Regions from separate parts of the Homo sapiens genome. Here region 2 is linked to region 1. Evidence: read pairs that join two places in POLR2A ChIA-PET (ENCODE). Cell type or tissue: MCF 10A. All regions are shown on one strand. Each heading gives the region's core, and the rest is flanking DNA. Links, peaks and the distances in the headings are about the cores only. Region 1 overlaps HAO2 (hydroxyacid oxidase 2). Region 2 overlaps ZNF697 (zinc finger protein 697).

Region 1 (4,395 bases), core at 280-4,279:
CAAGTAGCCTTGTGAGAGCTCAGGACTAAGTTCCCTTTTTATTTCCTATAGGGAAATGCAATACCTTATTTCCAGATGACTCCTATCAGCACTTCTCTCTGCTGGAATGATCTCTCCTGGTTTCAGAGCATAACTCGATTGCCCATCATCCTGAAAGGGATTTTGACAAAAGAGGATGCAGAGTTAGCTGTGAAGCACAATGTCCAGGGTATCATTGTTTCCAACCATGGTGGGAGGCAGCTTGATGAGGTTCTTGCTTCAGTAAGTAGGATTACTTCAGAGAAGGGTGTGTTTGTGAGTGCTGTGTGTGTATGTGTGAGTGTGTCCACATCAAGGGACTCTGTGAAATCTGAGCATATTTCACTCCTCTGTACCACATGTGTTGGTATGTATCTGTGAATTTTAAGGACTGTTAATTATTATTAGTAGCCTACTGTGTGCTAAGCTGTTTTTTCAACCTTTACATATAGCATCTCTAAGTCTCATGCCAATGCTGCAAGATGGGTGTTATTATCCCTGATTTGCAAATGGGGATACTGTAGTTTAGTGATGTTAAATAACTTATCTTTAGTTCACTTAAGATAATAAATAATTAATGTTGAATTTGATTAGACAGATGTTCTAAAGTAAACACGTTTCATGGCAAAACTCTAAAAACACCCTGATGTGTCTTTTGCTAAAATCTATAAAAGTCCATAATTTTTTCCCTTAACTCATAAATTTATGTTCATTATAAATGAAGTTTGAGGGCAAGAAAGTGAGAGAAAGTAAGGCAGGGAAAGAATCTTTACATGGGAATTTGTTGTTGATTTGTTTTCATTGAGTTATATTTTTTCAAATGTTCTATTGCTGCTTGACTTGTTTTAAGAAAGAGAAATGAGGTTTTTTCCTCTTCAGTTTCATTGACACTTATATAAATAAAACATGTTCACTGCAGATAAATTAGAAAACATACATAAGCAAAAGATAAAAATTAACACTAATTTTATCACTATCACTAACGTCAACATTTTGGTCACTGTTAACATCTTCTTAATGCAAATACAATTTTTGGTGTTTAAGAAAAGTATAAATAATATTGTGTTTTTTTCTTTTACTTAGCATTATATTAAGAGCAACTTTTTGTTTCAGTATATATGCTCCTCTTATTTTTAATGGTATGTAGTATGAACAGACAACTATATAACCAACCTCCATTGTAGAACATCTGTATTGCCTCTAATCTTTCCCTATTTTAAACAACACATCAGTGACTGAATCCATAGCACAATCTCAAGTACTTCTTTAAGATAAATTCCAGGAATTAGAAATTTGCACTAGCTGGTTGGTACATTCCAAGACACGTGATGCTTGGAAGCCTAAGAGCCAGCCACTCACCTCCTCCTCTGCACCAGCTCTAACTGCTAAAGGCAGTGGAATGCAAGCCCACGTGGAGAGCAGGGGTCACCCTTCACTGTGTCTCTCTGGTAAGAGCTGAACCGAAGTGGTTGGGTCTCCTGCTTTTCATCTCACCTATTGACCTGCAAACTTAGGAGAAAGTGGTTGGGCTGAGCACACACTGAGCTCTCTCACCCAACCCCTGCCAGGATGCCTACAAGCCATCCAGTATTTAGCAAAACAGAGAAAGCAAAAGAGCATAGCATGCCCTGGGTCATCCCAACTATGCCTAAATAGGAGCAGAAGGCAATGAAGAGCCCATTACCAACAAGCAGCAAACAGTAGAATATAGGCTTTTGAAAGAAAGCTAATAAAATACATCATACAATAGGTGTCAGGCTCTCATTAATCAACTTAGCTGGTCTTGTTCTTTTGGAATAACTGAGTAATGAGTAGACAAAGAGGAAGACTAATTCTCCCATTGTGCTTCCCCACTAGAGAATGAGTATTGGCTAAGGTAGGGGCCAGGGAGAGGAGAATTTCTCCTATCTTATTGTGCTAATCAACTTGATATTCTCCCAAGCCATTTGGCTTCACATCCAAACTCAAGTTCACTTGGAGACAGCACAAATATCAGTGTGAGTCTCGTGAGGGTTTTGCTTCAGGTGAAACCTGACCCTGTGCTTGTATAACCCTGCCTCACTTGCCTCACCTTAATCCTAGCCCCAGGTCTATTTATTTATAAAAACAAACTTCCAGCTCACAGGTCAGAGTTTGCCATTTGTTTTTTTAAAACATTGTGTTCAAACATCATTTATCTGAGTTTTTTTAAAAAAATTATTTCCACAGGTTATTAAGGAACAGGTGGTGTCTGCTACATGAGTAAGTTCTTTAGTGGTGATTTGTGAGATTTTGGTGCAACCATCACCTGAGCAGTATACACTGCACCCTATTTGTAGTCTTTTATTCCCACCCCCTTCACACCCTTTCTCCCTTAGTCCCCAAAGTACATGGTGTCACTCTTATGCCTTTGCATCCTCATAGCTTAGCTCCCACTTATGAGTGAGAATATATGATGTTTGGTTTTCCATTCCTGAATTACTTCACTTAGAATAACACTCTCCAATCTCATCCAGGTTGCTGCGAATGCCATTAATTCATTCCTTCTTATGGCTGAGTAGTATTTCATCATATATATATATATATATATATATATATATACACCACAGTTTCTTTATCCACTCATTGATTGATGGGCATTTGGGTGGGTTCCACATTTTTGCAATTGTTAATTCTGCTGCTATAAACATGCGTGCAAGTATCATTTTCATATAATGACTTCTTTTCCCCTGGGTAGATACCTGGTAGTGGGATTGCTGGATCAAATGGTAGTTCTACTTTTAGTTCTATAAGGAATCTCCACACTGTTTTCCATAATAGTTGTACTAGCTCACATTCCCACCAGCAGTGTAGAAGTGTTCCCTGTTCACTGCATCCACATGAACATCTATTATTTTTTGATTATGGCCATTCTTGTAGCAGTAAGGAAGTATTGCATTGTAATTTTGATTTGCATTTCCCTAATCATTAGTGATGTTGAGCACTTTTTCATATGTTTGTTGGCTATTTGTATATTTTATTTTGAGAATTATCTATTCGTGTCCTTAGCTCACTTTTTGATGAGATTTTTTTTTTTTTTTCTTGTTAATTTGTTTGAGTTCCTCGTAGATTCTGGTTGTTAGTCTTTTGTCAGATGTATAGATTTTGAAGGTTTTCTTCTACTCTGTGGGTTGTCTGTTTACTCTGCAGACTGTTCCTCTGCCATACAAAAGCTCCTTAGTTTAATTAAGTGCCAGCTATTTATCTTTGTTTTTACTGTATTTGCTTTTGGGTTCGTGGTCATAAAATCCTTGCCTAAGCCAATATCTGGAAGGGTTTTTCCTATGTTATATTCTAGAATTTTTATAGTTTCAGGTCTTAGAATTAAGTCCTTGATCCATCTTGAGTTGATTTTTATATAAAGTGAGAGATGATGATCCAGTTTCATTGTCCTACATGTGGCTAGCCAATTATCCCAGCAGCATTGTTAAATATAGTATCCTTTCCCTACTTTATGTTTTTGTTTGCTTCACCAAAGATCAGTTGGCTGTAAGTATTTGGATTTATTTCTGGGTTCTCTATTCTGTTCCATTGGTCCATGTGCCTATTTTTATACCAGTTCCATGCTGTTTTGGTGACTATTAGTAACGAGAGAGAATTCATGTCCAAATAAAAGACATTTTTATAGTCCCAGCATGGTATTATTTGGATTTATTTTTTTTTATTTGTAGTTTCACTCTTGTCACCCACGCTGGAGGGCAATGGCGCAGTCTCAGCTCACTACAACCTCCACCTCCCAGGTTCAAGCAATTCTCCTGCCTTAGCCTCCCAAGTAGCTGGGATTACAGGCACTGGCCACCACGCCTGGTTATTTGCATTTTTAGTAGAGATGGGATTTCACCATGTTGGCCAGGCTGGTCTCGAACTCCTCACCTCAGGTGGTTCACCCGCCTCAGCCTCCCAAAGTGCTGGAATTATAGGCATGAGCCACTGTGCCCAGCTGGAATATTTTTATGATGTTGTGAAAGAGAAATACATTTGTACAAACTCTTCTAGTGAGCCATACTATGCAGTGGAGTTGATAATAATTGTGAAATAAAATAGGGAGTGAATTTTACCTTAGGGTGAGGCTTTAGAGTTAATTTTTAATAGGACAGAACAGGACATTCATTAGAGTCTTCTGGGGACAACAGCTGACTTATCCTTTCCCCTGGTCCTAGGAGGAAGTACAAGAACAATGTTAGATATGAAACCTCATAGAGGTGGGAACTTTTCTCAAAATCCTTACCTTTTATAGCACTGGCAACAACCTGCAGGGAGTGGGACACTGACCTCAGGCACAGACTCTAGGGGAGTGCCAAAAACTCAGATACTATAGTTTGAAATCAGGTGATTTCAAAGTTCCTCATAGAAGTTCCC
Region 2 (4,395 bases), core at 161-4,160, 240 kb after region 1:
CACCAGACACCATGGTATAAAGTGTCAGATATTCAGGCATATTTTGTTCCAGCTCCTTTCCCATTCATTCTCAAAAACTAGCAACATGTTTTCTTAGGCAAGGCTGGAGCTGGATATCCAGTGGGCAGCAGGGCAGTGTGATCACTTTGTGGCCAGACTGACCTGGGTTTGAATCCTCTGCTCTTTGCCAGCCACTTTACCTTGTACAAGTTTCTTAGCCTTGCTGAATCTCAGATTCTGCATCCATAAGAACAAGGATGCTGCCTCCTACCTTGCAGGGTTGTTTCTCGAGCCACAAAAATTAATGTTTGTAAAAGCTGCTGGCATGTTAGAGACACAATAAATGGTAGTTATTACTATGATGAAACTTCAGCCAACTTCTTAAGAAAATTATACACACCCCCATTCTAAATTGGGGGTCACCTATTCCCAGCTACGTTCATGGAGAATGGCCTTTGGCAAGTACAAACAGCTTCCCCTAGCCTTGCTGCTAAAGGTTCTATTAATGAACAACTCACCATGTGGATACAAGAACCAGGGAGTGACTAGTTGCTGAAGGGAGCTAGGTAGAGGGAGAAAGGTTTAATTCCAAATTCAATTAGTTTTCAGCTGCTGATTGCCCATCCTGTAAACAGAGTATAGGTCTAAAGCTAAATAGGGTGTGGGTGCCTGGTTCAGTAAACCCTAACGTACACCATCTGTAAGGGAGCTCTCCTTCCCCCAATAAGAAGGAATAGAAGTTTAAGGGGGAAAAGCAATAGAGTGGTGGGCATACAAAACTAATTCTACATCTGGTTGTAATCACTGAGGGAGACAACTCTGGTTTTTGGCCAACACAACCATTGTGCTGTGTGACTTTAAGCATTTGCCCCCTTCGGGCTTCCGTTCCATGAGAAGGTTGGGTTTGAATGTTCCTGAGTCCTCTTCAAGCTTGTCATGTGACACACAGGTGAGTTGATCCAGGAAGGCATCATTGTCAGTTTCATTAGACATTTCCAGCTCCAGCTTGTTAATCCACACAGCAAACTCTTAATCCCCAAACATTCCACCACCACCATCACAAAACCTTTTTCTTGGATGCAGATCACTTCAAGGTGGGATTGGGCAACTTCAACAAGACTGCTCAAATCCTGGTTTCTAGAACTTGTGATATTTTCATGTCTCTTTCCCCTACCCCAATTTCAAAAAAGTAAGGCCTATCACCCTATCACTGGGAAAATGCTCAAGAGCCTTCTAGACAAACTCAACCCCACTTGAAAGAAAGATCACTTTGAAGACACTGCTACAGAGCAGAGGTGAATGTGATAAAGTGTCTCTAAAAAGAGAAAAAGACTCCAGCCTGGGCAACAGAGCAAGATCCCTTCTCTACAAAAACTTTTTACAAAATAGCTGGGTGTGGTGGCACATGTCTTTAGTCCCAGCTACTTGGGAGGCTGAGGCAGGAGGATCACTGGAGCCCAGGAGTTCCAGGCTGCAGTGAGCCAAGACTGACCCCACCTTCCCCCGCACTCCAGCCTGAGAAACAGGGCAAGACCCCATCTCAAAAAAAAAAGAGGAAGGGAGGGAATGAGGTGGGAAGATCGGGGAGGGTAACTGAAGCCAGTAGCAGAGCCAGAATTAGAATTTAAACCAAGTTTATTGGCACATTCGCCAAATCCCCCACTTTGGGGCTACCTGTGAAATCTATCCCTATTGAACAAGGTCCCCACCACTTTGTGGATTTAACCTAACTTCCTATGAAGAGGTTAGGGCAGAGGAGTGTACACAACTCCCCCACCAACCTGGATTTTACATAGAAACCAAGGCCAGAAATAGCACCAAGTCTCCCAGCCTCTAAAAGATAAAGCAGGGGCGCAGCTGCCGCCTCGCTGAGGCAGCCTTCTGCGCGGACCCCAAGCTGTCACGCGGCCCCTGGCGTGGATGGCACCGCGGAGGCGGTGTCTCCTTGGAGCGGACCTAAGCACCTTCCTATGCACTGCAGCGGGTCCATCTCCTTTGACTCCAGTAACTGAGAGGTAAATCAGGGTGACCCGTTTGACGTGTAAAGAACACTGAGGCCAGGGAAGGTGAACCCCAGGCGGCGTCTCTCTCAGGTAGAGACAGCAGGTGTTCCCCTCCGCTGGCTCCTAGAAGGGACAAATGGCCAAGCGCGTTAGGACTGGAAGAGGAAGGCCAGTTCCCAGCGAAGCAGCGCGGGCCGCACCTGGCAGCCCCGACCAGCAGGGACGGCCAGTTCCAGAGCAGATCACTCCCAGCCCCCGCTTGGGCCCCGCTTGGGCCCCGCCTGGGCCCCGCCAGCCCCCAGGGCAGAGGGCGGAGGAGTCATGTGCCGCGGCGGCCGCTGCCAGGTGGCGGGGAGCCAGGCCGGCAGGGCTGTCATGTCAGGGGAAGGAAGCGGCCCGGCGGGCGGCGGGCCAGGAGCGGCTCCCACTCGGGCCTCCAGACTGCAGCTCCTTTCCTGTCTCCCACTCATCTCGAGGGTCCCTTCCCTACCTCCTCAGAGGAACGCAGGGCCGGCCAGCAGCAGCTGGAGGCTTCCTCCCTCCTCTTCCCACGCCCCCCTGCCCACCACTATTTCCCAAGGGAGCGCTTCCATAGCAGAGTCCAGGCGGGGACACCCGATTGGGTAGAGCGCTGGAAAAACAATTTCAGCCTGCGGTTCAAAAGGCTGAACTCATGACCACAACTGGGGTCTAACCAGAGATTCCAGGGGGTTAATCATTTGTCCATCTTCAGCACCAACTGGGTAAAAAGTCAGCTAGCCTCTCGGGGGATATGACCATCAAGGTCCTGCCTCCTCACTGCTAAGTTTATGGTCAAAAGGAACCCAAAGGGCAAAGAAAGCCACCTCGCCATATTTGCAGGGGATGCCTCTACTGAGCAAGGGGTAAGCACCTTACACAGAATGTGTCCACAACCAAACGTGGCAGGCGAACTTCCCCTCAGCTGGCTTGGCCAGGCACAAACCCAGACTGCCCAACCCAAAATGCCAGCCACCCAAGTGGCAGACTGCTGCGTGAGGGTGAACATTAATTCCAGACAGGGACAGCCAAAAGATTACTGCACCTAAGTGTTGCCCGCTCTCCAGACAAGAGGAGCTAAAATAATATGGTTTCTGCCTTGTGGTTACTGCTTTTTTTACCTGGAGAGGGAAGCCCAAGGTGGAAAAACAAAAAGGCTCAAAACCAAGGCAACAGAGAAACCAACCTACATCCCCATGGGTCAGCACCAGTTTGAGGCTCCTTCCAATCTCTGTGATCAGGAATAGCACAAATGCCCTTGGGGTCAGACATTTCCTGTCCATCGGTTGGGCTAGGGCCCCTCAGTTTGGCTTGACAGCCTCAGCTTATCACAAATGCCAATCCTCCACCACCACCCTATTCCTCCTGCACGAAATAAGAATTAGTGCAACGCAGACACAGATCCTAAGTGCCCTCAAAGTTAGACTATCTGCCCTCAGCTGAGAAGTCACAAAAGCTACAGGTTTTCCCGTTGGCATTTACTATCCATATTTTACATTTAACTGATTAGAATCTTCCGCGACATAAATCAGGGTGATCCATTTTCCTGTATATTTTCCTTATATACAGGAAATCCTTCTGTTGATGGTTTTTTATTCCCTGTGCTCCACCACCACTACTGTTTTACACCCTCAGTTGTTTTGTTTAGTAAGAGAAACTTTGGGCAGCCCTCAGAATTATTATCTCTAGACACTTTCTCAGCAGCTGGCTCAAATGTTCCATGTTTGCATTTCAGGAAATCACAGACCTTGGAAATCCCTTCGTTTAACCTTCTTTTACAGAGATGAAACTAAGGCTAGAAAGGGAAAGTGACTGAAAGTCAGGTTTTACTAGAAGAGTTGTGGCCAGACTCTCAATTTTGCGGATGGTGTCTCCAGTGATCTTTGCATCTCTTTAATATAAAACACATCTTCAAAAAATAGCCAGATAAATTGAGGACATATACTTGTCTTTTCTTTTTGTTTTTGCACACTGATTAATCAGGGTCCTCCTAAGAGAACCAATAGGATGTGTGTGTGTGTGTGTGTGTGTGTGTGTGTGTGTGTATAGAGAGAGAGAGAGAGAGAGATTGATTTATCATAAAGAACTGGCTCATGCCATTATGGGGTCTGGCAAGTCCAAAATCTGTAGGGTCAGCTGACAGGCTGGAGACCCAAGAGAGCAGATGCAGAAGATTCCTCTGAAGATCAGTCTGTTTGTTCTATTCAGGTTTCAGCTGATTGGATGAGGCCCACCCACATTATGGTGGGCAATGTACTCGAAGTCCACTGATTTATATGTTATCCTCATCTAAAAAACATACTCACAAAACACCCAGAATAATGTTTGACCACAAATCTTGGCATTCTGTGGCCCAGCCAAATTGACACATAAA

The links. Peaks named below come from ENCODE experiments on the same cell type or tissue, not always from the same donor. Only the 100,000 strongest peaks of a DNase experiment are listed, where the experiment ranks them.
Region 2: POLR2A ChIA-PET joins it to region 1 with 5 read pairs; 2 of 35 experiments call an interaction of 5 or more read pairs at or near these places.

The regions. Positions count from the first base shown.
Region 1 is chr1:119,386,571-119,390,965 of GRCh38, forward strand. It overlaps HAO2 (hydroxyacid oxidase 2), which reads left to right. Exons shown (of 8, transcript NM_016527.4): 5 at 52-261. Among named protein-coding and RNA genes, the nearest start is that of HAO2-IT1, 20 kb to the left of the region's middle. In MCF 10A, for the core only: no CTCF peak of the experiment used is centred there; no DNase peak of the experiment used is centred there.
Region 2 is chr1:119,629,328-119,633,722 of GRCh38, forward strand. All of the region lies in intron 1 of ZNF697 (zinc finger protein 697), which reads right to left. Among named protein-coding and RNA genes, the nearest start is that of ZNF697, 17 kb to the right of the region's middle. RefSeq lists silencers at 2,101-2,150, 2,241-2,400. In MCF 10A, for the core only: no CTCF peak of the experiment used is centred there; a DNase peak (open chromatin) is centred at 2,344.